Linked DNA regions of Homo sapiens: region 2 is linked to region 1. A link is a loop called in an ENCODE intact Hi-C map of the cell type or tissue named here. Cell type or tissue: B cell. All regions are shown on one strand. Links, peaks and the distances in the headings refer to the core of each region. The heading gives the core; the rest is flanking DNA.

Region 1 (16,140 bases), core at 2,947-10,946:
CATACCCCATAGCTAGCCCCCTTCTTCCTCGCTTATGAAGTCCTGATTTTACCCAAGTAGAGGAAAGCAATATCCTCAAAAACGACTCCTCAGGTGATAAACAATAATTAGTCTAAACTAACTATATTAATCCATTTCTCTTTATCACAGATTGGTTTAGAGTATATATTTCACCAAGTTCTGGCCAGCAGGATCTGAAAAGATGTCAGTTGGCACTTCTGCAAAATGTGTGTGCAAGAGATGTGTGCAAGGAAAACCTTAAACATCTTTCCTGCTTTGGCTTTGCATGTGAAAGAAAATATGATGCTTGGATGTCTGATTCCAAAATGGCGGCATGGAAGCAAGCTGGCTTCATGCCCCCCAACCACAGACAACCAGAAACAAATGTACAGCACTGAGATTATCACCAGCAATATCCCAGAAATCAAATATGAAGATGAGACAGTTCCTGGGGCCACAAAGAAGTGAAAAAACTCCAAGCAGACGGGAAGATAATCAAACTTCCACATCCATGTCACCTCTCCCCCGATTCTGCCTGACACCAAGCTTGTGGAAAATTTCCCCCAAACTCACAATTTGTACACTGGAAAAAGTGAGATCAAGGTGGACAATCAGCTTCCCCATCATCCTGGGTTCCCTAGCAGGAAACCTGTCTTTGTCTTAACCCACAGTAAGCATCGTGACATCCTGAAGGGAGATATCCCTGGGGACAGGCAGAGACAAGGAAGAGGCAGATTTAGCATCCCCAGCCCTGGGAAGTCTGCTCTGTCACTTGGCCAAAGGAGATGCCAAATCAGAGTGGCTGTTCTATGGCTGTAGGAGGTCTGTCCCACAAGGTCCCCTGGGCACAACCCCCTAGTCAGTTTTCCCACACTGCTGGGGCTAACCTCTTTGGGACCTCCCCCATTCCGGAAAGGCAGTACTCTTATTGTTGACTAGAAAGGAGATGAACCTGGGCTTAAGGTGCTGCCTAGAGCCAAAAAGGAGGCAGTGACCTAGTGATATGGTGCTTGGAGCAGTAACATACCTTAGCACAAAAAGATCACAACGATAGTGGAAAAAACTGATCCCAAGTTCTGACATAGTTGAGCTGAAGAACCAACCCCTAATCATCTACCTCAAGACATTATGTAAGAGAAAAATGCATCCTATTATTTAAATCTTTTGTAGGCACATATTCTATAACTTGTAAACAAGACATCCTATACCTCATCATTTCACAAACTTACCCCAAAATCCCCCTGGAGTGGTGGCAAGAAAATCCCATTGAAGGCACACTGGGAGTAAGGGCAGTAACTGGTGTTGAAGAGCTCCAGGATGCTTTGATGGCATTGTTGATAGTTTCCAATACCCTGGATTTCAAACTGCTGGAATGGAAGAGTCATCTCAAATCTCTTGGTGCAGGGGGTCTTGTAAAGGTCACTTACGTTCACTACCTTCTTATATCCAGGATGAAAGCATGGGTCCCTGAGAATTTCATTACTTGCAACCTGAATGGAAAAATCACTTGAAAGCATCATGTGTGAACGCTTTGGATACAAAAGGTACAGTCTGACTTAATCAATATGTAGGCACTGTACAACATCCCACCACTTGGTATTGGAATCAATATGTCCTGCCCTGCCTTTTTACCCTTAGGAATAAATATGAAAAATGGATTTGTGTAACAGGCACCAGAAGTGGTATCAGATATAAATGTATTTGGCTAGTCAAAGAATGCTGATGTAGTTAAAACTGGGCCCAGAAATGCCATTAGTTTGAAATGTCCCTGAGTGCTTAGTCCTAATCATCTAGGTCAGGAGCAAATTCACAAGGAAACTCTCAAGGTTGTCAAAAATTTGGGCCTGGGAGTAGTTCTCCAGGAGCCTACATAATTTAAAAATTATTAAAAAAATTTTTTTTCTTCTTCAAGCATTCTCCTATCCAAGAAAAATAATTTTTTTTTTTGAGATGGAGTCTTGCTCTGTCGCCCAGGCTGGAGTAAAATGGCGCAATCTCAGCTCACTGCAACCTCAGCCTCCCAGGTTCAAGCGATTCTCCTGCCTCAGACTCCTTAGTAGCTGGAATTACAGGTGTGTGCCACCACACCCGGCTAATTTTTTGTATTTTTAGTAGAGACGGGGTGTCGCCATGTTGGTCAGGCTGGTCTCGAACTCCGGACCTCAAGTGATCCACCCGCCTCGGCCTCCCAAAGTGCTGGGATTACAGGTGTGAGCCACCACGCCTGGCCCAAAAAAAAGTAATTTCTAACCCACAACCTACTAGGGAAGAAAGGAGGCTGCTGTGGATAAGAAGGTTAGTGGAGCTTTGAGGCTCAGTGGATGTCTCTCAGCGCCCCCTACTCCCAGGACCATCTTATTGGTAGTGGTTTTGAAAACCAGAGAGAATGCTTTGGAGGAGAGCAGAGAACTTGTTATCCTTTCAGTGGAGACAGGGAACAGCTGGATATGACATCCTGGCTTTGTGTTTGCTTGTCAGGGTGTGCCTGGTACTCACATGATGTTGAGTATGTTTAACTTTTGTTTTCTTTTTCTTTTTCTTTTCTTTTTTTTCTTTTTGAGATGGAGTCTCGCTCTGTGGCCCAGGCTGGAGTGTAGTGGCACAATCTCGGCTCACTGCAACCTCCACCTCCCAGTTCAAGTGATTCTCCTTTCTCAGCCTCCCAAGTAGCTGGGATTACAGGTATGTGCCACCATGCCCAGCTAATTTTTTTTCTTTTTTTGTATTTTTAGTAGAGATGGGGTTTCACCATGTTGGCCAGGCTGGTCTCCAACTCCTGACCTCAAGTGATCCACCCACCTCAGCCTCCCAAAGTGTGTTTAACTTTTCTTGTCTTCAAAATGCAGAAGGCATCTGGGGACAAGATGACAAGATTTGAAGTGTCAATTGATACATTTTGTGTTTCTCCTGAAGTGTTTTTTTTTTTTTCCTTCTCCTCTCCAGGTCATTTCTAACAACTCTGTTTTTTTGTAGTTTGTAGGAAAGGGAGCTTTAAAAAGTGGTCTAAAAGAGCTTATAAATTGCAATTCCCCCTCCAACAAACAATATTCTACCACATAATTTTCATTATCAACCCCACGAGGGGGAGAAATTATTTCCTGAGAGAAGATCTCAGTTGTGTCTGTGGAGATAACGCAGTAAACAAACATGGGAGGGGATGTCTGACTGAAACAATTTATAGGGGTCAACCAGATGTAGTTCAATATCCTGCCTAAAAAGGTTTGGAAAGTACAATAACCAAGTTCAGACAAACTACTGAATTTGAAACAGAAAACAACAGGATGTGGGGGCTGGAGGTGCAGATGTGAAGGGGGCAGGTCTGGATTGAGTTATACTTGCCTGAATGTCCTTGGCCAGTTTCTGCCAGAGTGCCTGATCCTTCCCATAGCACAAGAAGCTATGTGTGTAGACATTGTAGTCCTTGCCATAGAGGCGAAATTGCAGAGCATTATCTGGGGACTCGATAGTCTGGTTTTGGGGTACAAAAGTGACTTGTGTAGAGGCTCCCCCAAGGTCCAAAGCTCCAAAGGTTTCCTGATTATTGGTTTCATATGGGACTATGCTGAACCACCTTGTTTTCTGAAAGACAGTACAGTTACCAGTGCTAGAAGTCTCTGGACACCCTGCTTTTCATAGTATCTATTGGAGTCAGGGATTTCCTAAGGCAAAGAAACAGGGGCATAAAGGTGAGGCAAAGCTCACTAGAGGCTCCTGATCTACAACAGATTATCAGCAAGAAAAGAGGGGCTTCAAAGACATAGCTCAGACTGCCGGACATAGAAGCAGTGTAACTGGTGTTTAAAAACAAGAGGTCTGAGGCCAGACACATTCAAGTTCAAATTCTCACTCAGTCGCTTGTTAGCTGTACAGCCATGGGCAGACTAATTACCCTCTCTAGGCATCGATATGGGGCTCTAAAATGGGGATGATGTAGTACCTCATAGTGTTGTTCTAAGGATAAAATCAGAGAAAACATGAAAAGTGCTGAGCACAGCGGGAGACACATAGCAGAAGGCAAATGTTAGCTATTCTAATTTTTAATGATAAATTTTTAATTTCCTTTATGCCTCCCTAAGGTAAAGACATGTCCTTATTCTCCCAATAGTAGAAGGTCTTGTAAGAGAATTATACCTCTGGTGACCCTTACAAATGTGAGAGTAAATTCATTCATCCAGTCATCCATCCATCCATCCATCTATCATTCATTCATTCATTCTGGCTAGCGACCCAAGTACTGCCTGAGATAGCAATGGCATTGGCCTCCAGAGAGCCACCTCCATGGATGCTGTGAGATATTCACCTGACTGAATTTGCCCAGCAGATAGTTGATAGTAATCCAGCCATAGGCACCTTCCTCTTGGCCAGTAATGATCCTGGCACCCTGGAAGTCAAAGGGGTAGTTGCTGAGGCTCCTCTCCACCACATCCAGAACCCTGTCTGCCAACTCTTCACTTTCCATCCTGTACAAAGGAAGAGCTGAGGTTATCATTTTTGTTTTAATAATTATATTACATTACCCATTTCAGCTACAGCATCCACACAGTGCTACTAAGAAGTGAACCATAATGCCCTGGAATAAATGAAGAGATGGGGATCTTCGCACATAGCTGTCCAAGAAACCCCTTTTTTGGATGAGGCAGAATTAATATTTTGTTCATCTCTCTCCAAATCCACATCCTTCCAATCCTTTCATAGGTTGGTTTTCCTTAAAATACCACTTTTGTTCTGAAGTTCCCTGGCTCAAAAAGTTATCAAAGGCTCTTAAAATTACTGTGGTGGTGATAGCTGGGTATGGTTTGATGACCATACCTGAAGCTGATGTGTGCTATATTAACCACTGTGGGTGGCTCCTAGCTGGTTACATGGCCAGACTCTGCTCCAGGTTTTTAATTAGGGTTCTAGTAGAAACCAGGTGGCAAATGACCTGGAATAGATATCCAATCTCCTCTGCTGCCAGACTGGGAAAAATCTTCCTCATATTACAGCTCAGTTCTTGGGTCTGTTTGAGACCTTGAGACCTAAAGAAGGAATCTTCCAGGGTTGTCTTAATGAAGATGGGATGCAATTGCTTCCAAGATCTAGGCTACCCAACACTGGGAGTCTCTGAGCGAGAGGATGCTACCTTCCAGCTGGCATTAGGCCCCTGTCATCTCTCATCTAAATGGCGTCCACACCTACTAACTGCCTTCCTTTTATCCCCAGCTTTTCTCCCCTCCAATCCATCTTCTCTACCAGTGTCACCAGTTGTGTAGCATCCTTTAATGGCTTCCTACTATCTCTAAGATAAACTCCAAACTTCCTAGCATGGCCCCATAGGGCACTTTGTGACCTGGACCCTTCCTTTTCAGAATCCCACTCAGAATCCTGGCTCCACCACTTCCCAGGTGTGTGACCTTGGGTGAGTTACTTAACATTTGTAAGCCACAGCTTCCTTATCTTGTTAATAATTGTTAATTTCATAGAGTTGTTATGACAGTGCAATTAAGTGCTTAGCGTAGTGCTAAGAACATAGGACGGGCTCAATAAATACGAGCTGCTACTATTATTATCATTATTATTTTACACTACTTACCTATCTTCTATCTATGCAGAACTACTTACAGTCCTCTGAATATGCCTCTCACACTTCCCTACCTTTGCACATCCGGTAGAACACAAGCTCCATGAAGTCAGAGACTTTGTCCTGTTCACTGTTGTATCCTCAGTACTTAGAACAGTGCCTGACATATAATAGGTGCTGAATAAACATCAGTTACTGAATGCATGCTGTCTGTTCTGCTGATAAAGCTGTTCCCCGATCCTCCAACTCATTTTTCATGATTCAGTTCAGGCATCCCTTCCTCTAAGTCTTCCTGACCTCCTCTCACCCTGGGCAGGGCCAAATGTGCTCCCATAGCAGCTCTGAGCACTCCTCTATTAAAACACTGATCACCCTGCATTGAAACTGATTTCCTTGAGGGTTGAGTTTTCATATTCTGGATAGAGCAGGCACTATATGCTGAATGAATGAACAAGTGAACAAATAATTCACACAGGTATCAAGTGATATAAAGATGTGCTAGTTGTGAATATTTATGACCTGGGATGTCTATGAGTCTCCTCTTATCCTCTTCCTCCCAGATATTGAATAGTTAAATCTGTAGCCCCAAACCCCAGAGTATACGGGCCCAGTCTTTCTCTCCCTGTGCCCCTTCCCCTTTGAATCCCCCATAGGGAGATGCACAAGGGGGCTTTTTTTTTTAACATACATAAAATCCTACCCCTATATATACTAAGAGTTTGAACATTTTATTCACTTACTAAAATATCCTTTCTTAAGTATGGACTTGGGTGTGTAGAACTTGGGGTATTAGGGAGTGTGGCCCTTTCCCATAACTTCAGAGGCTCTTTCACTGCCAAGCCTAACTCCCAGATACTCTTGGTCCCTACATGCTGCTATACCTGAGCAACCGCATGCCTGCCGTGGCTCCCAGGTAAACGGGTGTCTCTTGGTGCTGGGACCTTGGAATCACTTCCCTAGCTCTTTCCATGCAATCAGTCAGGTAAATGCCTATTTCATTTACTTTCTGAACAAATTTTGAGATTCCAGGACCTAGGAAAAAATGTAGAAGATAACAATCTTTTAAAAAAAAATTATAAAACATACCTTGACAATAGTAGATCAAAATATGGTGTTTTGAAAAAAATACAAGAAAACAATTTCCTGATGTACTATACATTAGGTTATTGTACTTAGAGGGTAATTCACTGGACCTAGCCTTGAGAGGATTTAATTTCCAGACTTTAAGTTGGGTCTGTTCAGTGTTCAATAATTCTGCCACTGGATGGCGCAATTTCATATTCAATTGCATAACATTCTCAGACTTTAATGGGGATATTATAGATAGCTACTCTGTTAGCTGCTTTTTGATATTTCCTCCAGAACACTGTAATTAATGACACTAGTTCCTAAAAGACCTAAAGATAACACTTGGAATAAAAATTAAGCGTCAGACAAATTGGCTTTTACTAAAAAGATGGAAGCTGCCACTAACTAGTTATCTGATCCTGGCCAGCACCTTAAAGTTTCTGAGGTGGAGTTGCTTCCTGTTACAAGAAAGAGGAACAGAATCTATGTCTCTTCAGTGACTTTTCCACTCCGATATCCTGCCTCCCTAGCAAAACTGTTTTTCCAGTTTTAGAGCAAAACCGACTGTTGCTATGGAGGATTAGAGCCAAGATTCCTTAAGCTTTTTGAAGTTATAACAACACTTTCATCTCACATTAAGATAAATATCTACACTATCAGTGCTTCATAGCAGAGTAATTGCTTTAAGGATAATTATTCAAATAAGTTATCCAGATCATTCACAGGTTTTCAAACAGCCTAATAACCATGAGAAAATCAGCTCTAAGTTACCAGCTAATTGTTTTGATTCAGAAAATTTGGTGTTAAATATTTGATTAACTAGAGAACTCTCTCTTTTGAGAGGGAAGAATCCTTCATTGTTAGGCCAAACGCTCATGGGATAAGTCTCAGAAGAAGGACATCTGCTAGATTTTTTTTTTTGAGACGGAGTCTTGCTCTGTCGCCCAGGCTGGAGTGTAGTGGCGCGATCTCGGCTAACTGCAACCTCCGCCTCCCGGGTTCAAGTGATTCTCCTGCCTCAGCCACCCTAGTAGCTGGGACTACAGGCACGCACCACCATGCCTAGCTAATTTTTTTGTATTTTTAGTAGATACAGGGTTTCACCGTGTTAGCCAGGATGGTCTCCATCTCCTGACCTTGTGATCCGCCCACCTCAGCCTCCCAAAGTGCTGGGATTACAGGCATGAGCCACCGTGCTTGGCCATTAAAATAACTTTTAAAAATGGAAGGCAGTGTGTCAAATAAAAGCCAATAAAATGAGGGATTTGGGCTTTAAGAAAGGCCAGAAGTACTGTCTCAGATGGGGCCAAAGTGTCAGTATTGATGGGGCTACTGGGTAGAATGACTTGCTCTCTTGGAAATATCTCCTCTCTACTACTTTCTTGACGACCTGTGAAAATTAGTGGATTCCACAGGCTGTCAAACTGAAAATCAATTATCTTCTAGGATCTAGGCTATCAGTCTGACTAAAAATAAACAGTGGGTTCCCAGCTCAAAAGGCTAAGAGAGATAAAAGTCAGAGAGACTGTGGTATAATGGTGCATGGTAGGGTACTGGGTAAAGGGATTGAAAGCTGAATGTCAACCACTCTAACATATTATGACCTTAAAAGAAAAAAATTATTGATATATAATGCAGCAGCTCAGAGTAGCAGGAAACCTAGAGTGTAATTAGGAGACCTAGATTCTTGTCTCTATTCTGTTGCTACTTTCAAGGCACTAATCCTCCAGGTTTTTGTTTCCTTCTCTGTGAAACAAAATTTAAACGATCTGTAAGTTCCTTTTCCCAGCCCTAAGAGCCTATAATTTGGTCTTTCCTGCCTACACAGAAGCTGAAAGCTTTGAAAAATGTCTTCCAAGCTGTAGATCAGGGTACAAAGATTAAGAGAGCAATAAATCTCTGAACCAGACAGATTAGCATCACCTAGGAACTTCTTAGAAATACAGATTATCAGGCTTCATTCCAGATCTGCTGACTCAGAAACTCTAGGGGATGGGACCCATCATCTGTGTTTTTAACAAGCTCATGCAAGTTTGAGAAGCACTGGCTAAGATGCAGACTTGAAGTCGGGCAGAACTTGGTTTGAACCGCAGCTCCATCACTTACTAGCTTGAGTAACAAACAAGTGGTATAACCTCTCTCAACCTCAGTGCCCTCATTTTTAAAAAATTAGTATAATAATGCATACCTCAAAGGGAGATTATGAGGGTATACTGAAGTAACACATGTTCAGTACTAAGTACATAGCATGCAGAAGTGTTCTGTTGATGGGAGCTACTATTAATTATATTTATGTGTGTTTATTCTTAGGTTTTGATCATTAACGACTGATTTCAATATGTTTTCTGTAACGATAACATAACAACAGCAGCTGCACTGTTTTCTTCACTTGGCTTCCTATGCGTGGGACTCCTTTTTCTCTTGTGTTCTACTGGTCATACACCTCTCATGTTCTCATGCCCCACTGTTGGCCTCCCCTTCCCTTGGTCTTCATCTTACCTTTAACCCTGCATTCTTCTACTTGATGCACCACGCCTGTGTCATTCTCCTTTTCTGCTGGCCACTTATAGATGTATAAACTTGTGTGAGAAGAACCCGCATCCAGCACAATCCCATACTGAAAGCAACACAGACCAAAAACTTATCAGTATCACATCACTCATCTCCATATTAGGCTTGCAAAAGAAAGGACTGGAATTTTCAAAAACATGAGGAGAAAGTATTTGAGAGGAACATTGAGGGGATGGCACTGGAGTCACTCCGATCACAAGATCTACCAGGACAACAACCCTGCTAGAACGGGGCTCTTCATGCTGTTTGCATGTTAGAAATATTCAGACCTTATGCAGAACAGGGCCCAAGAAGCAGTATTGTTTAGAAGCTTCTTAGGTGATTCTAATGTGCAGCCAAGATTCAGAACCACATGCTGAAGTAGCTGAGACACTATGGAAGGAATAGAAAGCCATTAATCTATAGTCCCCAAACTTGTCTACACATTGGAATCATACGGGAATCACCTGGAAAGCTTCAATGGCTACTGATGCTTGTGTCCTAGACCCAGGTATTGTGATCTAATTGATGTGGTATTGTGTCCTGGGCTTTGGAATTTTTATAAGGTCCCACATGATTCTAATGTGCAGATAAGTTTGGGAACCACTGAGTTACTCCATTGAATGCCAGTAAGACGTAATAAATATGTTCATCTAATTTTAGTTCAATAAATGCAGAGTTTGTTTTAAGGAGAGGTGTAAAAACACTAAATACACTCACTTTTAAATTATGAATATAACTGTAAAATTGTATTTAATATATTTTACAATATATGTACTTAAACTTCATGTTTTTAGCTTTACGAGTAGGGGGAGATGAAAAGAAGAAAAAAAGGAGGAAAGAAAGTCAGCAGAGGAGAAGAAGGACAGATGACAGCAGGAGAAAGAACTAGAAACAGAAACTATACACAGAAACATAGAAGCAAGGGCTGGGCAATAATTTTCAAATTGGTGCCCCCTTTTAAGGACATTAAATGAGGGGTAGCTACAGTAAAGTGTGCAAATACTAGGCATACACCTCAATAAATTTTTGCATATGTGCACATCCATATAACCACCACCCAGATCAAGATACAGAACACATTCTAGCCCTCATAAGGCTTCCCAGTGCCCCTCTCAGTCAGTTACCACTGTCTTAACTTCTACCACCATGTATGAGTTCTGCCTGTTTTTGAACTGCAATGTATGAACTCACATAGTATGCCTCCTTTATGTCTAACTTCTTTCACTTTACACTATGTAAGATGAACTCAAACTGTGTGTATCAGTAGTTCATCTTTTTCCATCACTGCAAAGTATTTCATTATATGGATATACTATATTTTTATCCATTCAACTGTTGATGGACATTCGGGTTATTTCCAGTTTGGGGCTACTGGAAATATAGCTGCCAGAAACATTCATATGCATTTCATTTTGTTGAAATAAGCTCTCATTTCTTTGGGGGTATCTATCCAGGAGTAAACTGCTCAATGCCCATTTTGATCAACTGATAGTCATCTTTGGTTATATCTCTGGGCTTACTCAGGATTAAAAAATTCCATGATTGATTAATGACATCTGATATGAACTTGGGAGAAGAGCATGATGGCACATGTGCTTTTAAATCTTCCTTAGAGAAGAAACATAGAGGGAAGTAAATGGGGAAGCGAAAGGAAGAGAAGAAGGAGACGCTTGTCACGTGGCTGCTTATTTAAGCTGCAGACCTCAAAGTATGGTCTGCCACTTTAAAAATGCTTAATTTAGCTGTGTGTGTGGGTGTGTGTGGGTGTGTGGTGTGTGTGTGTGTGTGTGTGTGTGTGAATCTCCCTACATATATAAGCTAGGTTGCATGAACAGAAGCAGTGGTCTGGAAAGAGGAACAGTAGAAATGACCTTGTTTGGTTCATGGAGACACCAATGTAGGGGCCCCAGTGAAGACCTGAAAATGTAGGTGGCAATGGGTATATATATCATCTGCTATGAATCTAAGAGACTCCAGGGAGAAAAGAAGACAAGAAATAGGATTTAAGAGACCTCCCTGGACCACTAGGAAAAGCTAAAAGTAGAGCCTATTGAGTGTCAAACTCTACTCCATTTCACTAGACCAGGGAGTACCACCGTGCAGACCTTGCAAGGACCCTTGACCTGCCATAACCTCCACAGTGTTCTCTTCCTAGTTACACACAGTGGGGATTCCCTCCAGTAATTAGCATTATGCCTTTAGAAAGAAAAGGGCCTGTATGCTGGCTTTGGGCACAGCAAGGAAGCAAGCTGGACAGACTCCTCTGCAGCTAGGCTTGCAGTGAAAGGAATCCAAGAAATGGCTTAGGTGGTGGCCATTGTGGGCAGAGAGGAACACTGACTAAGGTCTGGGGCCACTGGACCCTTGAGAAACCTCCCAGAGTGGAGAAAGAGGCTCAGGAATTACACATGGCAGAAAATTCTGTTGTTTCCTAACAGAGCCCCTGATTTCTTCCTGCCAGAAAATGTTCCAACCACAGCAGCATACGACAGAAACTGGTGAGGTAGAAGCAGCAAGCAGCATTTATCTGGGATCAGATTTTATTCTAACATTGTTGATACGAAAGTCATTCTTCCCATAGAGCCAAAGAACCAGGCTTGCTTCTGTCAGCTTGTTTTCTCTAAGGCCTTACTTACACAGTGAGGTAGTTGAGAAACAAAAACTTTTACTACGTTTCATTTGACAAGTGTTTGAGAAGGGGGTAAAGCATATTTTAACACAAATTGAAGACATTTCATCTTGTGTACACAGTACACTAGCATGCTAACCTGTGCAACTGTGCCAAACATTTTGTCTTCTAAAATGGCTTGCAGAATAAAAAACTGGCATTGTTTGCTGCTTGAGAGACAGATAAAGCTTGACTGAAAGTTCAATTTGAGCATTTGGGGAGCTTGCCTTTCTTTGTTACAACATCCATCAGAGCCCAGGTAGCCACAACGTTTTGTTCTCTTTCCACCACACCAGCATTTTCCAATGCATGTTCCAGAGAGTACGAGGCCTACAGGGGCTTCAGTAAATAAAGCTTCCCAGAAGTCTGGAGAATGTTCATGTTCTCTCTGCCTCCTGGGCTCAAAAGTCCATTAGCTAGTGAATGCCTCAAAGTCTGGCAGTGGAGAAACCCAACATTTCTCTGTAGCTTATATTTAAATATTTCCAAAAGTCCCTATGAGTATATCCTTTAAAGAAAGCAGTAAGATTTAGGTGGTAAGGAAGAGATCTGACACTCCCTCGGGATCATTTCAATATTATTTTCTATTTTAAGAGTACTAAAAGTTTCTTAAATATCACTTATAAAATGAAGTAAAAAAAGATGTTTAAGATTCTACTAATTAGATATCACTTTTATTTTTATTTATTTCCTTCCAAGTCTTTTTTGAATGCGTCGTATTGCCCAAAGAAATCAAAGAATTAGAAAAAAATCTACTCTAAAATTCATACAGACCAAAAAAGAGCCCAAATAGCCAAGGCAATCCTAAGCAAAAAGGATAAAGCCAGAGGCATCACATAACCTAACTTTAAACCACAAAGCTATGATAACTAAAACAGCATGGTACTGGTACAGAAATAGATACATAGATCAATGGAACAGAATAGAGACCCTGAAATAAAGCCATACACTTACAGCCAACTGATCTTTGACAAAGCTGACAAAAATAAACAATGGGAAAAGGACTTCCTATTTAATAAATGGTGGTTGGAAAACTGGCTAACCATATGTAGAAGTATGAAACTACACCCCTACCTCTCACAATATACAAAAATTAACTCAAGGTAGAATAAACACATAACTGTAAGACCCTCAAACTATAAAAGTCATAAAAGAAACCTAGGAAATACCCTTCCAGACATTGGCCTCAGGAAAGAATTTATGACTAAGTCCTCAAAAGCAAATGCAGTTAAAACAAAAAGTGACAATTGGGACCTAATTAAACTAAAGAGCTTCTGCACAGCAAAAAAAACCAGTGACAGAGTAAACACACAAAAAGTGGGTCAAAGACATAAATAGACACTTCTCAAGAGAAGACATACAAGTGGCCAATACACTTTTGAAAAAATGCTCATCATCACTGGTCATCAGAGAGATGAATGTTAAAACCACAATGAGATACCATCTTATACCAGTCAGAATGGCTATTAAGAAGTCAGAAAATAACAGATGCTGGCAAGATTGTGCATACAAGAGAATGCTTACACACTGTTGGTGGGAATGCAAATTTATTCAGCCCTGTGAAAAGAAGGTTAGAGATTTCTCAAAGAACTAAAAATAGAATTGCCATTTGACCCAGCAATCCCATTACTAGGTATATACCCAAAGGAAAACAAATTATTCCACCAAAAAGACACCTGCACTTGTATATTTATCACAGCACTATTCATAATAGCAAAGACATAGAATCAACCCAGGTGTCCATCAATGATGAATTGTATAAAGAAAATGTGGTACATATGCACCATGGAATACTATGCAGCCATAAAAAAGAATGAAATCATGTCCTTTGCAGCAACATGAATGCAGCTGGAGGCCACTACCCTAAGCGAATTAACACAGGAACAGAAAACCAAATACTGCATATTCTTATAAGTGGAAGCTAAACGTTGGGTACACATGAACACAAAGACGGGAACAATAAACACTAGGGATTCCAAAAGAGGGGAGGTGGGGAGGAGGTCAAAGGTTGAAAAACTACCTGTCAGGTTCTATGTTCACTACTTGGGTGACAGGATCATTAGAAGCCCAAACCTCAGCATCATGCAATATACCCATGAAACAAATATGCACATGTGCCCCATGAGTCTAAAAATAAATTAAATTTTTAAATTTTTTTTTTTTTGAGACGGAGTCTCGCTCTGTCACCCAGGCTGGAGTGCAGTGATCACATGAAGATCATAACCGATCTTCATGAGCTAGGTTGCATGGATAGAAGTGCTGGTCCAGAAAGAGGAACAGTAGAAGTGACCTTGCTTGGTTCATGGAAACACCAATGCAGGGGCCTTGGTGAAGACCTGGAAATGTAGGCGCAACAGACCCTAAGCTCACTGAGACTGGAGGCCGTATAGATATGGGGCAGATATCTCCTTAGGATGGAAACAATTCTACCTACACAAATGTCATAGTACCAGGCTTCTGGGTAAGTCTATTTAGAAGCAGAAAGAAAGAGAAACTAGAGCATCAGACAGCCTGCTTCCTGGCTCCACAGAAGTAGAATATTTCACCCTCTTCTCATTCAGAAAACACCTCTGGTGGAACTGGCCTGCTTGCAGTTGCCCATAGGTCTCATGGTTTCTGCTCCAGGGCCTTTACCGAGAAAGCCCTTCACTTGACATCTCAGCCTTCTCTGACCTCCTGAGTTTAGATCCTACCCTCCTGATCAGAATGCCTGTATTTTCCCTCTAAAGACGGTACTGGCCACATGGTGTAATTACATATTTATGCAGCTATTTGATTAATATCTATCTTTATTATTAGATTGTAAGCTACATGAGGGCAGGTCTACTTTGTTTACCACAGTATATACAGCATCCACGATGGTATATCCTACTATACATTAGGCACAGAGAAAGAATTCAACAGATCATTATTGAATCAAATGGATAAATGAGGGGGTTGGAACTGGATGGTTCCTAAATTCCTTCCAGCCCTAAAAGAGGTTAATATTCATTGTCTAATATAAAGTAGTACCACTGGAGTTGTCCTACACCATCCCCAAAAAGCTCATAAGACAGATGCTGTGGTTTGACTGTTTTCCCCTCCAAAACTCATGTGTTGAAAACTTCATCACCAATGCATCAGCATCAGGAGGTGAGCCCTAGTGGGAGGTATTTAGGTATTCAAGTACTCTGCCCTCTTAAATGGATTAATGCCACAATTAAATGGGGTTTGGGGAGTGAGTTTGCTATCTCCTACTCTTTTGCCATTGTGAGGAACAGCATTCCTCCCTCCAGAGGATGCAGAGTTCAAGGCATCATCTTGGAAGCAGAGACCAGGCCCTTACCAGACACCAAGCCTGCCAGCACCTTGATCTTGGGCTTCTTGGCCTCCAGAACTGTGAGAAAAGTAATTTCTGTTCTTTATATTATAAATTACCAAGTTTGTCACATTCTGTTACAGCCACACAAAACAGACTAAGACATCTGGTAACACAGGCAAGTATGATCATTAACTTTTCATGGTCCCTTCAGACACAGTGTGTCTTCAAAAACTTTCTTAAAAGTTCCTGTAGCTTTAATGGTAACTTCAGCAGCCTCATCAGTCTGTCTCAGTGAGCTTGGGTTTATAAACAAAGCTTATAATTTTGAGTAAGACTCTAGTACTCTATAAACAAACCAGATTAGCTACAGAGATGCTAGTAGGGCCTATAAACATTTAGAGACCATTTTCTTCCTTTCCTTTTTCTTTAATTAGAGTTACTAGATCTTTAATACAAACCACAGTTCTGTTATTGTCTTATTTTTTAATTGCTGTAAAACACACATAACATAAAAGTTACCATTGTAACCATTTTTAAGTGCAGTTTTGTGGTATTAAGGATATTCACATTGTTGTGCAACACCATCTATCTGCAGATGTTGTTTTCTAAAACACACATTAAAATCCAATAGAGTAAAAATAATACAGATATTTTCCAAGAGTATTCGAGGTTGGAAATCAGAGCAAATCTTTCCAAAGTCTCCATAAAAAGATAAAATCACAAATGCTTATCTAAGAACAGCACTTTTGTTCATTTTGAAAAAGCAGATGCATGAGGAAAGGTCATTACCCTTTAACAGAAGCTGGAAATCCTGCAGAGTACTGGTTCAGTGACCATAATACACTAATAGCTAAGGGCCTTCCATAGGACATATCTTCATTAAAGCAGGTAGTCTCCATTGAGGACCTCTGATGTGCTCATCGCTCTGACAATTAAGTCACTTGTATTATTCCATTTAATTCTCACAACCATATTCTAAGTAGGTACTGT
Region 2 (16,140 bases), core at 3,645-11,644, 58 kb after region 1:
TTCTCCACTGATGGGACAGAAGTGCATATCCAGGTAGTCTAAGCCATTGCCAGACATGTCTAACTGTTAGCAATCTATCTTGACCTAAGTTCTGTTTCATTCTAACTTCCACTCTCTGATCCCAGCTCGAAGCTACAAAGCAAATTAGAATTTGTTTACTTCATTAAAAATTTGTTTTTCAAGTCCTCATGGGTTGCCAGTATATAAACCCCATCCTCAAGTCCCCTATTCTCCAGGCTAAATAGCTCCAGTTCCATTTACCATTCTTTACATATCACGATTTTCAGATTTTATGTCACCCTAATTACCCTCCACTAGATGCCCTTCAGTTTGTAATGTCCTTCTCAAAATACATTGCTCTGAACTGAATATAGCAGATACAGTGAAGTTATTATAGCCCTTCACCTGGAAACTAAACATTAACACTGTTTAAATATGACTCATCATTTTAGATACTCATACTGAGGGCTACGGGTCTAGTAAAACCTACAGATCTTCCCATGAACTACCTCCAAGTCAGGAATCTCACCTTGTGTGTATCAATTAAATGTCAACCTATGGTTTCAGCTCATTTTTCCAGCCTGATGATACTTGATCCTTTTATGTAATACATTGCAGTCTCACTAAAAGCTACGTATTGTTAGCAAATCTGCTAAGCATGCTTTCTAAATTTTTGGCCATATCATTGATAAATCGTGCCACATAAGACAACAACAAGGACAGAATCTTGTAGTATATTTCCCTACCACCTTTCTTCAAGGTAGATTTCAAACTATTTATCAACATGATTTGGCCATGGTTTATGTTAGTACCAATCCTTTTAGTTCATTCTTATCCAATCTCTATTTCTCCAACTCATCTTTGGGCATATCATGAAAGACTCTGCTATACATTTTTTTCATACTGAAGTACTTACAAGTAAAATGATATAATATTTGAGATTTGCTTAAAATATTCCAAAAACAGCAAAAAGGTATGGTTGGGAGGAAAGTGATAGATGAAACAAAAAAAACTCAGAATATTGATAGTTTGTAATGATGGGTAATAAGTATACAGTGGTTTATTATATTACTCTCTTCATCTTGTATTTGTTTGAAATTTTCTACAACTAAAAAACATTTTAAACTCTTGATGAAATAAACTTCAGTTAGCCCTTGAACAACATGGAAGTTGGGGGTACTGACCTCCACGGAGTTGAAAATCTGCATGTAACTTTTGACTCCCCAAAAACTTAACTAATAGTCTGTTGACCAATAACACACATAGTCAATTTACACATATTTTCTATTTTACATGTATTATATGGTGTATTCTTACAATAAAGTAAGCTACATAAAAGAAAATGTTATTAAGAAAATCAAAAAGAAGTGAAAATACATTTATAACCCTGTACTGTATTTATCGATATGGTAAGTTTGCAAGATCCCCATCTATGAGATGAATCATCTATCTGAAGTGGTGGGCAACCACCGCTGCAGACATCAACCTACAGTTCATATGAAGCAATTCAACTTTTTCTTGTAATGTCATGAGTCATGACTTTTCTCTGCTTCTTGAGAGCACTTCCAATATCACTCGTGGTACTTTGAATGGGTCCCATGTTGTTATTCAAAGTTTACAGTGTTGTACTAAACACAATGAAAAATACTCAAAATACTTGAGAACCATTAGAGATCACTTTTTACTGCAATATGCAATTTATGGCATTCTAGGCAGATACATGCAACACCTGAGCTCACTGTAATAGCAAGAGGAGGTGGCTACAAAATTATTACAGTAGTATAGTATGTAATGCAGTTAATTTTATGCAGTTATGACTTAATACTGCATCTTTATATTTGTTTAAATTTCTATCAACTGTAAGTGGTGTCATGCATGGTCTGTAATTGTGTAAGCTTTGATAAATGTTAACTTTTTATAATAGATTTGTGTATATTTCATGGTAGTAATGATAGATTAATATCTACATATATTTTATGCATTCATGACATACCTTTTACCTAATTTTTTTCAGTATTTCTAGGCTATATGGTTCATCTTTGAGTTTTTCCAATTGTTGCAAAGTGGACCCATATAATTCAAACCTGTGTTGTGCAAGGGTCAAATGTACACTGTTTCTATGAATTTGAGAGACTGCCAAAATTTTTTAACCCTAGAGCCCTTCTAAATATTTTACAAATAAGAGTAATTTGATATAAGTTGATTCAATAAATGCATGCCAGTTTCAAGTGACTGGAGCTTTCTTTTTTAGGTGTTAACAAATCTTCCATATTTAAGACTTTGCCACGTATCAACTCATACTGAGTTTCCTGGATCCATTCTCTTTCATCTTTTACTATTTAGATTACCAATTCCAATAATTTAAAGAGCATATCTCTCTAAAATTCTTTAAACTCATTTAGAAAAGTCAAGGGCTCTCAATAAATTCTCATCCATTTCAATTACTTCTTAATTGTGTATGTTTTACTTTGTACTGATTGAACTCCATTTTTCTAGATGGAAGCAAAATAGAAGTTCAGAGGTTCCAATTCCTTTGCATCATCCATGATCACTATGCATTCCTCTTCCTGTTCATGTTCTTCCACTGAACTGTAACCAAAATAACTTTTGTTATCTTTAGCATTTTTTCCTCCATGCCTCATCGCCAACAGATATTTAGTCCAAGTGATGCTACTTTTAAAAGAATTCTCCTAGCTTCTAACCATTCTTCTCAATTACTTGCATCCATTTCTCTATTGTACAAATCCTCGGGGGAAAACTGTTTATTTTATAAAAGCCATAGTTACCATAGAGATTTTTAGAAAATAGAGAAAATAATATATAAGAAAATTAAACTCACCCATACTTTCTCGCCTCCTCGTAAAGTTCCTCAGATCAAATAAGTGTTTTAACTGCTTTTCGCTTTTCTCATCCATTATGATTATTTATTATTGTATAATCAGGTTTCTCATTTAGTTATTTCTTTTTTAGACTCGCTTTTTTCTTTTTTTTCTTTTTTTTTGGACAGAGTCTCACTTTGTCGCCCAGGCTGCAGTGCAGTGGTGCAATCTCAGCTCACTGCAACCTCCACCTCCCATGTTCAAGTGATTCTCCTGCCTCAGCCTCCAACGTATCTGGGATTACAGGCACCCACCACCACGCCCAGCTAATGTTTGTATTTTTAGTAGAGATGGGGTTTCACCATGTTGGCCAGGCTGGTCTCGAACTCCTGACCTCAAATGATTCCCCAACTCAGCCTCCCAAAGTGCTGGGATTACAGGCGTGAGCCACTATGCCTGGCCTAGACTCATCTTTTAAAGCCATATTCTTTTTAGTAAATTTGATCATGAGAATTCGTCTACCATTTTTTCTGGTTTTGTTTTAAAATTTTATTTATGCATGTATTTATTTTTAAATCTGCCTTCTTAAAAAATTGAGGCCATGTGTCTGGTTGCCTTACAGTTCCCTCTTTTAGGACTATTAATGCCTAGATGAACTAGTCAGTCATTTCTCCTACCTTCTCAATCATATCTTTCTTTTGAATTAAAATTAAACCAAGGAAGACAGGCACTAATATCTTCCTCTAACTTGCAAAGGTATCTCCAAGGAAAAATCAAGAATTCTTCACATGTTCTACTTTTCGAAAAGTAGATATCCAATAAATATATAGGTAAAGTTACAGTGTTTCAGAATTTTCATAACTGAAAGGAATTTGGGGGTGGGGGTTGATGGAGGAAAGTGTTGCCATATCCACTGCAGCCTTCTTTATGACAAGCACTGTAGTAGGCACTTCACATACTTTTTTTTGTTAATACTCTCAAAGATTACATATGGTAAGAACTGTACTGTTTTAGTCCCATTTTGCAAATAAGAAAAATGCAAATAATATAGGTTAAGCAACTTCCCCAAGATGGAAGAATATCTTTAAACAATAATAATTTACATATCCAGTGTGCAAACTCCCCTCGAGATACTGCATCAACAGTCTACATTGCTTCTGTCCCAGCTCTGTCATTTGTAATAGAAATACTTCATCCAGAGCCTGCACTTAACTGGGGTGGTTTATCTTATATTCATACAACAATGTCTTTCTCATTTTCTCTCCTTTGTATTCTCTCACCCAAAGCCCTCTACAGAGCTGCCAGTCTCATACTTCTATATTTTCATACAGCCAAATACTATCTTTAACATCCCCTCTCCTTCCTAAAACACCTATATCTTTAAATAAAAAATAGACTTTGTTGCTCTGTACCAATTAGTAGGCCCATCCTTCCAAGCCCTCTTGTAATATGTGGAGCTTCATGTTTACACAGAGTAAAAGAAGCATGTCTATTTTAACAGATTAAACTTTGGTTTGAAAATGATCAAAATAAAGCTTGGAATACTACGCTGATCAAATTTCCCTAAAAGTTGTATCAATAAATCATATTCCCCCTTTTTTCTCCCTCAACTCTTTTCCTGGAAATTAATATATCTTATTATGCTTTATTGGAAGATGCAAAGACCATGGCCCAGCACCTTTCTATGCATCATTCTAATGTTGGTAGCTCATTACCTAAATTGAAAACAAAACCAAAGAGCAAAACAAAACCTCGAGGTTACTAGCTCTGGGATCTTGAGTAAGTCACCTTTTCTACCTTGTTTCCTCAGCTGTAAAATGAGGATTAATGGTAATACCTACTTGACAGAGTTAAGAGGATTAAAGTAAATTGAATAATGTATAAGAAACTGCCATATGAACCATAAATTCAATGATTATAATGATGATTGTGATGGTTTGCAAGGCCACAACTCCATTTGTAATCAACATACAAAATCAAATATCTAAATGTGCAACACTCAAGTAACCAGAGGCTTTTTATATTTATAAATGGTGTTGAAAATTTTAAGTTTCCCAGATTTCCAGGTTTCATCTTTTTCCCATGGCAGAAAAGTCTAGGTTGGATAAGGTGGTTTCTGTCATTTTAAGATATGCTGAAACTTTTTCTCACTAGATTTGGTGCTTTCTCTGCTGACAGTGGGCACAGGGAGCCAGAATCTAGGACTGCACTTGGCTTGGTGGGAACCAGTCCTGAGCTGCCTTCCTCCTTGGGGAACAACATTAGTCTCAGATTCTAACACCAGGGTTCGCTTTCTCAGGCAAAGGACGGTAGTGCAATACGGAAGCTAGGGATATGCATTCCTTCTCCCTCCCCTACTGAACCTGCGTCTCCTTCAACCTTGTCTTTCAGGCTCCTTTTCAGGGCAATATGGAAGTCTCTGTGCTCAAAGTACCCTCCATCCTCCATTGCTTATTGCTCCACTAATTTCCAATTTGGTGGAGTTAAAAAGAAATACCTCTGGTGGCCTTAAAGTCAAAGGAAGCTGTGTGGTCCTTCTCACCAAAACCTGGCTGTGGCAAAGCTGAACAGAATGAACAGAAGTTTTGAGTCATTATGGGAAGGGGAGGGGCAAACCATCCCTAGGGAGTTTGGAACAAAGTGCTTTAAGCAGCACCCAAGCACTGGGTAGCAGGGTGGGAGGACATAAGGGGTCAGGAGGTAGAAGTGAGGCTCAGATATGAGGCCCTCAGATAAACACCTCTCTTTCACCTGCATCCAGTTTTACCAAGTGCCCACTCTTGTCTCCTTCCTGCCTCCTTAGATAACAAGAGCAGCACCACTGGATGCTAGGCCAAGAAAAACGCTTGCCATCCTCACAATCATCCTCTTCCCCATTTGTTATGTTCTTACTGGGTAGCAGGCACTGTGCTAAGCACTTTATACTCATTGTTCATCAAATTATCACAACACCATAGATATCATTAGCCTATTTTGCACTTGAGAAAACTGGGGTCCAAAAGTTTGATAACATATTCGTGGTCACACAAATGGTAAGCACAGAGCTGGAATTTGAGGACAAGCCTGTCTGACTCCAGGGATTCTAAGCTCTTAATTATTAGGAGACATTGACACTCATTTAACTCTTCTCTTTTCTTTTATTTCCCCCACCTATCCACCTCCCAACTTCCTTCAGCCAAATGAGGCCAGTTTACATAGCCACCTTCTGAGAAAAGTTACCACAGATGGTTTCTGCTTCATAAGTTGCTGGGTTGGTTTTGTGGCCAACCTTGTGTCCTGAGACCTTATGATCTTGGCCACAACAGATTGTTCCAACAACTGCTGCTTAAGCCAAAGTCAACTATAGGCTGGACTTGCATTATCTCATTTAATCCTCATAACAAAGCTTTAAATTAAGTACTAATACCAACTGCATTTTACAAGCGGGAAAACTGACATTCAGATAAGTTAACTTACCTGCCTAAGGTGGGACAGCTAGTAAGAAGCAGAACTATGATTGGAAGGTAGGTTTATCTGAATGCTTGAACACTGTTCTACCTCCCATTTTTTCAGAGATCAATAGAGTTGGCCTGGAACAAGAGATGCCCTTGAATGCAAGTTGTAACAACTGAGAGAAATTGCCCAGACACTGCAACGGGAGTTGCCAACAAAGTAACAGAGTCAGAGAAGAGCTGAGTCTTGGGAATGAAAAAGTGATGAGGGGATGACTTCCACAGTGGGTATCCGGTCATTTGGGCTGCTGCTCTGCCCTCATCAAAGTGATTTCCACTCTGTGAGTCTCTGATATGCAGCTATAGAACCTGTTGCCTGTTTCCTAATTTATCCATGTGGGCCTGTCACCCTCATCACCTCAGGTAACAAAGTCCAGTCCTTATTACTTTGTGCCTCACACATACACTCCCTTAGGCCTAAACTCCCTGCAACGCCACTCCTGCCAAACCCCCATGATTGTCCTGGCCTGATGGAGTGAAGTAATGAGAGACTTGAAGCTTTGTAGACCTGAATGCTCATATCTTGCCACTACCCCAGCCTCCAGCTTTACTTCCTCCTCCAATGGGTAGCTCTCTCTCCTCCTTCCTCATTGTCTGCCAGCCTGAGGGAAAAGAGTACTGAGGCCGATAGGTGTTTTCCAAAAGGCTCTGGGTGCACTGGATGTACACCAGATGTTTCCTGCGACAACAGCAAGACAAAGGCAGTGGGCATGCAGAAAGCCATATAGCAATTGGTCTCTGGAACTGCTACTTCCTGGGTCCACAAGGTCTTGGGGTGACTAGGAAACACAGCCTGAGTTTTTCTCCCCAGGCCTTCACACTCTACAGTTAGCCCCATTCTCTACACAAGACAATGGAGCTCATAGGAGTCCCCATGTCTCTGAGCTTGGCTAGGGCAAACAGTTAGAGAGTGGCTGCTGGTGAGAGACAGTGCTGAAAATGCTGGCAGCAAGCCATATAAGACATTTTTAGTGGCCCCATAATGTCTATATACTCTAAGGAACTTGTATTTGTGAGCAGCTGGTGCTACATCATTAGATGTCATATGTGACAGGCTGTTCCAAGAAAGATCCAGGATACAAGAAGCTGGATTTCCTGACTTCAGTGTCCCTGGGTTTTTAATGCCTACCCTATCTTATGGGTAATTTGGCAAATGGTCAAATTGCTACACTGATCTTTTCTACAATCAAAAAAAAAAAAAAAAGAACAAGCAAAGCACCTGATTATACAAAGCATCTTACTACATTCCTCCTGCAGGAAGGCAGGATATAGTAATCGAAAGAGACAAAAGAAAAAAAATGACTAGGAACCTATATTTTTGCATAGATTTTCTACCCGCTTTCACCCCCACCTCTTCCCAGGCCACCTGCTATTCTAGTTCTTGGTCACCAATTTTGCCTCATCTTAAAATTTGTTCCTCTTTCCCATAATCAGTAGTAACTAGAAGCTGAGTTCCCCAGGCAACCATAAATACTTGTTATTCTTTTTGCCACGTGACTTGCCCTAAAAATAAATTCAAATATTTTTCCTACCATCAAAATGCCAGGAAGAATTGGATACTGTCTTGAAGAAGTGGACACTGTTTTTTTTTTTTTTATGCCTACCTGTGAAATAGAGCAGGCCTAATGCTACTTAGCCAAAATTTTTAGGAATCCTAAGAAAGTCCTAACACAGAAGGTAATATAAAAACCTGGGTGTTATCCTATCTTGAAAATGGGACAAGCAAAGAAGGGGTTGGGAAAAGAGAATTAGAACAAGCTGATACACACATGCTCACACAACCCAGACCAGTATAATTTGTTTTTCTTTTTAGAAAGAGAGTAGCAAAGAAAAGAGTGCGTGTTTGCTCTGAAGTTTAGTCAAGATTTTGCCACTTTCTTTGAAATGCCCCCTTGATGTGCCAGCCAAGGACCCTTAGAGACCTCCATTTGAAGCTGAAAGTACTTGAAGCCAATTAATGAAAAAGATTTGCTTTCCAGTCTCATGTGACTCTGGGGTGGATGACCTTTTGGAAATCATGGACAAAGTCTCCATTTAGAGCTCCTACAGAGTGATGACCCCACTATACAAATCACTGTGAATTAGGGAGCTTCCAAATTAAACAAGATTCAGCAAATAGAACAGCGACAATGGTAACAATGCTACTCATAAAACTACATTTAGATGCTCTCAAAAACAGTTTACAAAATTCATTTTTGTCCACTCTCTTTTTTGATCCTCAAAGAAACTCCCTAGGAGACAACGGATACATACACTACACACACACACACAAACACACACACACACCGCTTCCATTTTATAGGTGTGCAAAAGCTGAAGCTAAAGAGCAAAGCAACTTGCCCAACCTGTATGTTGCTGAGTGTAAAATTCAACCAAGCCTTCTACTTCTAGCTCAGTATCTTTTTAACCCAGACATTCTCCTCCCATGCCTCCATCCCATTATCCCCAAGAATCCTGAAACCAGTAGTTATCCAGATGACCAGGAGCTGAAAACGCAGCCTTAGAACTTTTAGAGAATCAATTCAAAAATAGATAAAAGAATAGAAAAACTGTTGGGGTTGGGGGAACAACAGGAAGAGCTGAGATGAACTAATGCAGGATGAAATCAATAAGGCAAGGGGGAAAATTCTCTCTTCCTTTTTCCTTCACATCTTCCCTGTTCATCACCACCTAGCCTAGGCGCCAGGACTTCCTCAAATTGCCCTAACTCTTTTGCCCAATACTGGGTTGTTTTTACCAGGTTCACGTGATAGGCTCTGAAAATATTTTAGCTAAACCTTCTGATTAGCCAGGAGCATGTTTCCAATTTTTTCTTGGAACTACTAGCCCCAGTCATATTCATTTTTACTACCTCCTTTGACACATGTTCCTTATATGACATAGTCTCTGCATCCTTCCTCATTCTGGACATACCTACCCAGTTTGACAATGTCTCACTTCAGATGTGATACAAAAAAGGAAATATACTACCCATAAAGTGATTTTCAGTTCTTCACTCAATAAATCAACCAAAAAGTAAATAAATATATACTGAATCACAGGAAACATTTTAGAATGATAGAATGCTCTATATCTTAATAGGGCAATTTAAAAATTGTTGTTGTAGGGGTAAACAAGGTGGTGAAAGTCAAGCACTTAACACAGAGCCTGGCACATTAGTCCTTTATAGATCACTGCAAACCAATGCCTTCATGGCACTCTATCTGCATGCAGTATTATCTTCAGCTCAGAGCAGTGTATTTTGGAAGTGGCATTAACAAACTGGAGGCAGAAATTCTAAAGAAGAGAAAGGAGTTTCTACTCACAGAACTCTCATCAATAATTTGTCCCTTTCTGTTCACCCTTATCCAGCTCTGCCCTGCCTTGGTGAAGGCATAACAGGCTTGTTTCCTGAGGCTCTGTCTCACCTAATTCCTGGAATATATTATGGACATTTTTGCTTTAGTGGGAGAGCACCTGAAAACCCACCATCAATCCCATGCCTGGGGTCAAGTGTCCTGGAAGGAATTTAACATCACCTATGGGAGAATCTGGGCAAACCTCCTTGGCTAAATCCATTTCAGAGTATATAACACAGTCGTGAACTTTGGTCTGGCTACCAAGGTCCTGGCCCTCTTTTCGTTTCCACCCTTAAGACTACAACCTGACATAAACTGTTGACCAAATTAGTAGGAGACTGGCTCCCTATGCTGATTTTATTTTTATTTTTTTATTTTTAATTTTTATGGGTACACAGTAGGTATCTATATTTATGGGGTACTTGAGATATTTTGTTACAGGCATGCAATGCGTAATAATCACATCAGGATAAATGAGGTATCCATCACCTCAAGCATTTATCTTTTGTGTTACAATCCAATTATACTCTTTTAGTTATTTTTAAATGTTCAATTAAATTATTATTGTCTATAGTCACCCTATTGCAAACCAAGGCAATAGGTTTGATAGCACCCTGTTGCGCTATCAAATACTAGGTCTTATTCATTCTTTCTAACTATTTTTTGTACTCACTACCCATCCCTTTTTCCATTCTACCCAGCCCCCACTACCCTTCCCAGCCTCTAGTAACCATCCTTCTACTCTCTCTCAGTTCAATTATTTTAATTTTTAGCTCCCACAAATCAGTGAGAACAAGTGAAGTTTGTCTTTCTGTGCCTGACTTATTTCACTTAACATAATGACTTCCAGTTCTATCCATGTTATTGCAAATAACAGGATTTTATTATGTTTATGGCTGAATAGCAGTCCATTGTGTATATGTACCACATTTTATCCATTCATCTGTCGATGGACACTTAGGTTGCTTCCAAATCTTAGCTATTGTGAATAATGCTGCAACGAACATGGGAGGGCAGATATCTCTTCTATATACAGATTTTCTTTCTTTTGGGTGTATACCTAGCCATGGAATTGCTGGATCATATGCATGCACTGGTTTTAGTCCACTCCTGTCACATAAGGTCTGAATTCAGTTTCCCCTGTCTCCATGGTGCTAAGACAGACTTCCCTGACCAAGGACTTGGACACAGACCAAGAATGTACTTCCCTGATGCCCCTACAGCTGGACCCCACACCTAGGATCAAAGCCCTTGAATACAGTCATGACCTGGATCAAACATGAGTTTGTTCCTCTCTTGGACACAATGATCTGAATTGCCTGGGGCAACTTCCTTTTAGTCTTCCATTTGCAAAGAACTTCAGGCACATTTCATGTCCATAGATATTCTATTTACAATGACAGGGAGAAGGGAAAAAAATTACAAAAAGCAGACACATAGACTCATAAAGCAAAACAGTTTATAAAAGATTTAGTGTAGTGGCAAATAGTTCTAAAAACTTTAATAGACCTTGAGGTCATTGCTGTTTTATAACTTCATTGATTCATTCATGTACTCATTCAATACGCATGTGTGCAGTGATTTGAATCATAGTTGCCTACAATATGCTTGGCACTGTCTATACAAATATACATAAGATTCATATTTATAGGGCCACATATTTATTCTTACTTAAAGGGCCACAAAAATTAATGTTTGACGGACACTTAGGTTGCTTCCAAATCTTAGCTATTGTGAATAGTGCTACAATGAACATGGGAGGACAGATGTTCAATATCATCACCTCAACCTATCAAATAAAAGTTTTTATGTTTGGTATGTTCTGTTAAAGATGAGAAGTATGCAATACACCTCAGCAGATTATATAATTCCTTCCAACAACATCAGCTATAATTGGCATAAAATACAATATGTGAGCTTCATTTCTGTGGGTAACAGCAGTATTAGTCTTGAGTCTGGTATGTTTAGGTCTGCAATACACCTCTGGCCCTCCTAGTTGTATCGAACTAGCCACACCTCCTCACATCTAAATTGAGAATAACAGCAGTTCTCACCTCATAATGCTGTTATAAAAGCCAAATGAAATAATATATACCAAGTGCTTAACATGGTGCCTGAAAAGCCCCCATTTACATTGTATTTTACTTCTCAAATATGCACGATAGTGTTTGTTTGTGCAATTTAAATTAAGATATTTCCATTTTTCAAATCACCTTAGCACCTCCACTTGGGCTTAATAGCTAAGGTTAAGTGAAAATGGCCTTGAAAAAAAGACCCTAGGAGGTAAAAGCAGTAACCAGTAAGGACAACACACACACACAACCCTAACTAAAAAGGAGTAAGTAGAAGTAGGCAGCTCAGAGTCCTAGAAATTATAATTTGTGAGAAACATCAAAAGTATTACTTTCTAGGAAAAGAAGTTGCAGCACATGAAATTCCTCAAATTGAAACTAAGCCAACTCCAGCATACATTAATAAAATGACAGTATCCCATTTGAGGTTAAGTCTTTCAGAGCATATCTGGACCCTATGTTAAGTTATAGACACACCCTTAAAGTGAGACTTTGAGAGAACATGGTCCAAAGCGTTCCAAAAATGTTAGCCAAGCAGAATTTCACAAAGGTGCAGAATAAAGTAGGCAGAACCAGGCCTCTTCAGGCTGGGGAATGGCAGATGTGGAGGAATCATGACAGTATCATTTCAAATATTTGAGGGACTATCTCCTATGGAAGGAGATGTAGAAATGGGAGAGGATCTCTATGGTCTACAGGGCAGAACTAGTTCTAATGACAGTGGAAAGGTAAAGGGAAGGAGAAAGACTTTAATTCAACTTGGAAAAAATTCTAACAAAGTTGTCTAATATAATGAGACAAGTGTTGGGGTTAGGGAGGTGGTGAGGAGAGATTTTAAGGATTCAACAGAGAATCCAGCTAGATTAAGAAGCTGGACTGTGGATTTGGCTGGTCTGTGACCAGTACTTTTGGTCTATGACCAACAATTTTTTCAGCTGCCCATGGTAAGAGAAATAAAACAATGATACACTCTCTAAGACTCATTAACTATAAAACAAGGATAATAATATTAACCTGATAGAACTGAGTGAAGATTAAGTAAGATAATATGTGAAAAGGTCTTCAACATGAAAGACATAAATGAAAAGTTAAAAACACAGTTAAAAAAACAGAGGAAACAAAGAAGAAAACATTAATTACTATCATCAGAGAGAGGAGAAAATATTGCATCCATGATACCAAAAAAGTGTACAATTTTATTTAAATAAACTATCAGAAAATAAAAACAAGATTTTAGAAATTTAAACAGTAATAACCAAAATAAGAAATTTTAACAAAAAGGTTAAAAGATAAGGTTGAGGACATATCCTAAAAAGTAGAGCAAAATGTCAAATTTTATCCATTGCATTCTAGCCAACAGTTAGGGAATATTAGTTTCCCCACATTTTCAACAACACTGGATATTAAGAAAAAAATCTTTTAGGTATGTGAAAAATAGTACCTCACTGTTTTAGTTTACTTTGTTTGCCTACCAGTGAAGTTGGATATTTTCTCATATCTTTTAGCCATTGACACTTCCTCAACTACAAACCACCTGTTGAGCTCTAACAAGAGTCAAGTCAACTGCCTGGGTCTTGTCAGTTTTCTTTTCCCTGTCTGTCATTAGAAACATCTTGGTTCCAAGATGGCTGAATGGGAACAGCTCCAGTCTGCAGCTCCCAGCATGACTGACAAAGAAGACAGGTGATTTTTGCATTTCCAACTGAGGTACCTGGTTCATCTCATTGGGACTGGTTGGACAGTGGGTGCAGCCCATGGAGGACGAGCTGAAGCAGGGCGGGACATCACCTCACCTGGAAAGCGCAAGGGATCAGGGGATTTCCCTTTCCTAGCCAAGGGAAGCCATGACAGATGGTACCTGGAAAAACAGGACACTCCTGCCCTAATACTGTGCTTTTCCAACAGTTTCAGCAAATGGCACACCAGGAGATTATATCCCACACATGGTTCAGCGGATCCCATGCCCACAAAGCCTTGCTCACTTCTAGTGCAGCAGTCTGAGATCAACCTGCGAGGCAGGCGGAGGGGCATCCGCCATTGCCGAGGTTTGAGTAGGTAAACAAAGTGTCCTGGAAGATCGAACTGGGCAGAGCCCACCGCAGCTCAGCAAGGCCTACTGCCTCTGTAGTCTCCACCTCTGGGGGCAGGGCATAGCTGAACAAAAGGCAGCAGACAACTTCTGCAGATGTAAACGTCCCTGTCTAACAGCTCTGAAGAGAGCAGTGGTTCTCCCAGCATGGTGTTTGAGCTCAGAGAACAGACAGACTGCCTACTCAAGTGGGTCTCTGACCCCCATGTAGCCTAACTGGGAGACACCTCCCAGTAGGGGCCAGCTGACTCTTCATACAGGCGGGCACCCCTCTAGGACGAAGCTTCCAGAGGAAGGATCAGGCAGCAATATTTGCTGTTCTGCAATATTTGCTGTTCTGCAGCCTCTGCTGGTGATACCCAGAAAAACAGGGTCTGGAGTGGACCTCCAGCAAACTCCAACAGACCTGCAGTTAAGGGACCTGACTGTTAGAAGGAAAACTAACAAACAGAAAGGAATAGCATCAACATCAACAAAAAGGACATCCACACTAAAACCCCATCTGTAGGTCACCAACATCAAAGACCAAAGGTAGATTAAAACCACAAAGATGGGGAGAAACCAGAGCAGAAAAGCAGAAAATTCTAAAAACCAGAGGGCCTCTTTTCCTCCAAAGGATCACAGCTCCTCGCCAGCAAAGAAACAAAGCTGGATGGAGAATGACTTTGACGAGCTGACAGAAGTAGGCTTCAGAAGGTTGGTAATGACAAATTCCTCCAAGCTAAAGGAGGATGTTCGAACCCATCGCAAGGAAGCTAAAAACCTTGAAAAACGATTAGATAAATGGCTAACTAGAATAAACAGTGTAGAGAACACCTTAAATGACCAAGCTGAAAACCATGGCATGAGAACTATGTGACCCATGCACAAGCTTCATTAGCCAATTCGATCAAATGGAAGAAAGGGTATCAGTGATGGAAGATCAAATGAATGAAATGAAGTGAGAAGAGAAATTTAGAGAAAAAAGAGTAAAAAGAAATGAACAAAGCCTCCAAGAAATATGGGACTATGTGAAAAGACCAAATCTACATTTGATTGGTGTACCTAAAAGTGATGGGGAGAATAGGACCAAGTTGGAAAACACTCTTCAGGATGTTATCCACGAGAACTTCCTCAACCTAGCAAGGCAGGCCAATATTCAAATTCCGGAAACACAGAGAACACCATAAAGATACTCCTTGAGAAGAGCAACCCCAAGACACATAATTGTCAGATTCACCAAGGTGAAGGAAAAAATGTTAAGGGCAACCAGAGAGAAAGGTCGGGTTACCCACAAAGGGAAGCCCATCAGACTCACAGTGGATCTCTCGGCAGAAACTCTACAAGCCAGAAGAGAGTGGGGGCCAATATTCAACATTCTTAAAGAAAAGAATTTTCAACCCATAATTTCATATCCAGCCAAACTAAGCTTCATAAGTGAAGGAGAAATAAAATCCTTTACAGACAAGCAAATGCTGAGAGATTTTGTCACCACCAGGCCTGCCTTACAAGAGCTCCTGAAGGAAGCACTAAACATGGAAAGGAACAACCGGTAGCAACCACTGCAAAAACATGCCAAATCGTAAAGACTGTCGATGCTAGGAAGAAACTGCATAAACTAATGGGTAAAATAACCAGCTAACATCATAATGACAGGATCAAATTCACACATAACAATATGAACCTTAAATGTAAATGGGCTAAATGCTCCAATTAAAAGACACAGACTGGCAAATTGGATATAGTCAAGACCCATCAGTCTGCTGTATTCAGGAGACCCATCTCATGTGCAAGGAACGCACATAGGCTCAAAATAAATGGATGGAGGAAGATCTAACAAGCAAATGGAAAGCAAAAAAAAGTAGGGGTTGCAATCCTAGTCTCTGATAAAACAGACTTTAAACCAACAAAGATCAAAAGAGACAAAGAAGGCCATTACATAATGGTAAAGGGATCAATTCAACAAGAAGAGCTAACTATCCTAAATATATATGCACCCAATACAGGAGCACCCAGATTCATAAAGCGAGTCCTTAGAGACCTACAAAGAGACTTAGACTCCCACACAATAATAATGGGAGATTTTAACACCCCACTGTCAATATTAGACAGATCAATGAGACAGAAGGTTAACAAGGATATCCAGTACTTGAACTCAGCTCTGCACCAAGCAAACCTAATAGACATCTACAGAACTCTCCACCCAAATCAACAGAATATACCAAAGACAAAAACCACATGATTATCTCAATAGAGGCAGAAAAGGTCTTTGACAAAATTCAACAGCCCTTCATGCTAAAAATTCTCAATAAACTAGGTATTGATGGAACATATCTCAAAATAATAAGAGCT

What was found. Peaks named below come from ENCODE experiments on the same cell type or tissue, not always from the same donor. Only the 100,000 strongest peaks of a DNase experiment are listed, where the experiment ranks them.
Region 2: it touches region 1 in a loop (4-fold over the local background); 8 of 110 quality-filtered maps call a loop at or near these places.

The regions. Positions count from the first base shown.
Region 1 is chr10:95,832,796-95,848,935 of GRCh38, reverse strand. ENTPD1 (ectonucleoside triphosphate diphosphohydrolase 1) reads right to left here. Exons shown (of 10, transcript NM_001776.6): 3 at 9,128-9,245; 4 at 6,442-6,592; 5 at 4,301-4,460; 6 at 3,340-3,579; 7 at 1,230-1,490. It overlaps ENTPD1-AS1 (ENTPD1 antisense RNA 1), which reads left to right. Exons shown (of 6, transcript NR_038444.1): 4 at 1,451-1,544. Among named protein-coding and RNA genes, the nearest start is that of CC2D2B, 67 kb to the left of the region's middle. RefSeq lists enhancers at 6,888-7,027, 14,435-14,524, 16,016-16,140. In B cell, for the core only: CTCF peaks have their summits at 6,638 and 6,840 (motif pointing right); DNase peaks (open chromatin) are centred at 6,955, 10,295 and 10,925; H3K4me3 peaks cover 1,117 bases; H3K27ac peaks cover 5,316 bases.
Region 2 is chr10:95,775,477-95,791,616 of GRCh38, reverse strand. The region is part of intron 1 of ENTPD1 (ectonucleoside triphosphate diphosphohydrolase 1); the gene reads right to left. It overlaps ENTPD1-AS1 (ENTPD1 antisense RNA 1), which reads left to right. Exons shown (of 6, transcript NR_038444.1): 5 at 6,372-6,591. Among named protein-coding and RNA genes, the nearest start is that of ENTPD1, 27 kb to the right of the region's middle. RefSeq lists a silencer at 6,078-6,157. In B cell, for the core only: no CTCF peak of the experiment used is centred there; DNase peaks (open chromatin) are centred at 6,078, 7,146, 7,696, 9,116 and 2 weaker places; H3K4me3 peaks cover 1,665 bases; H3K27ac peaks cover 6,522 bases.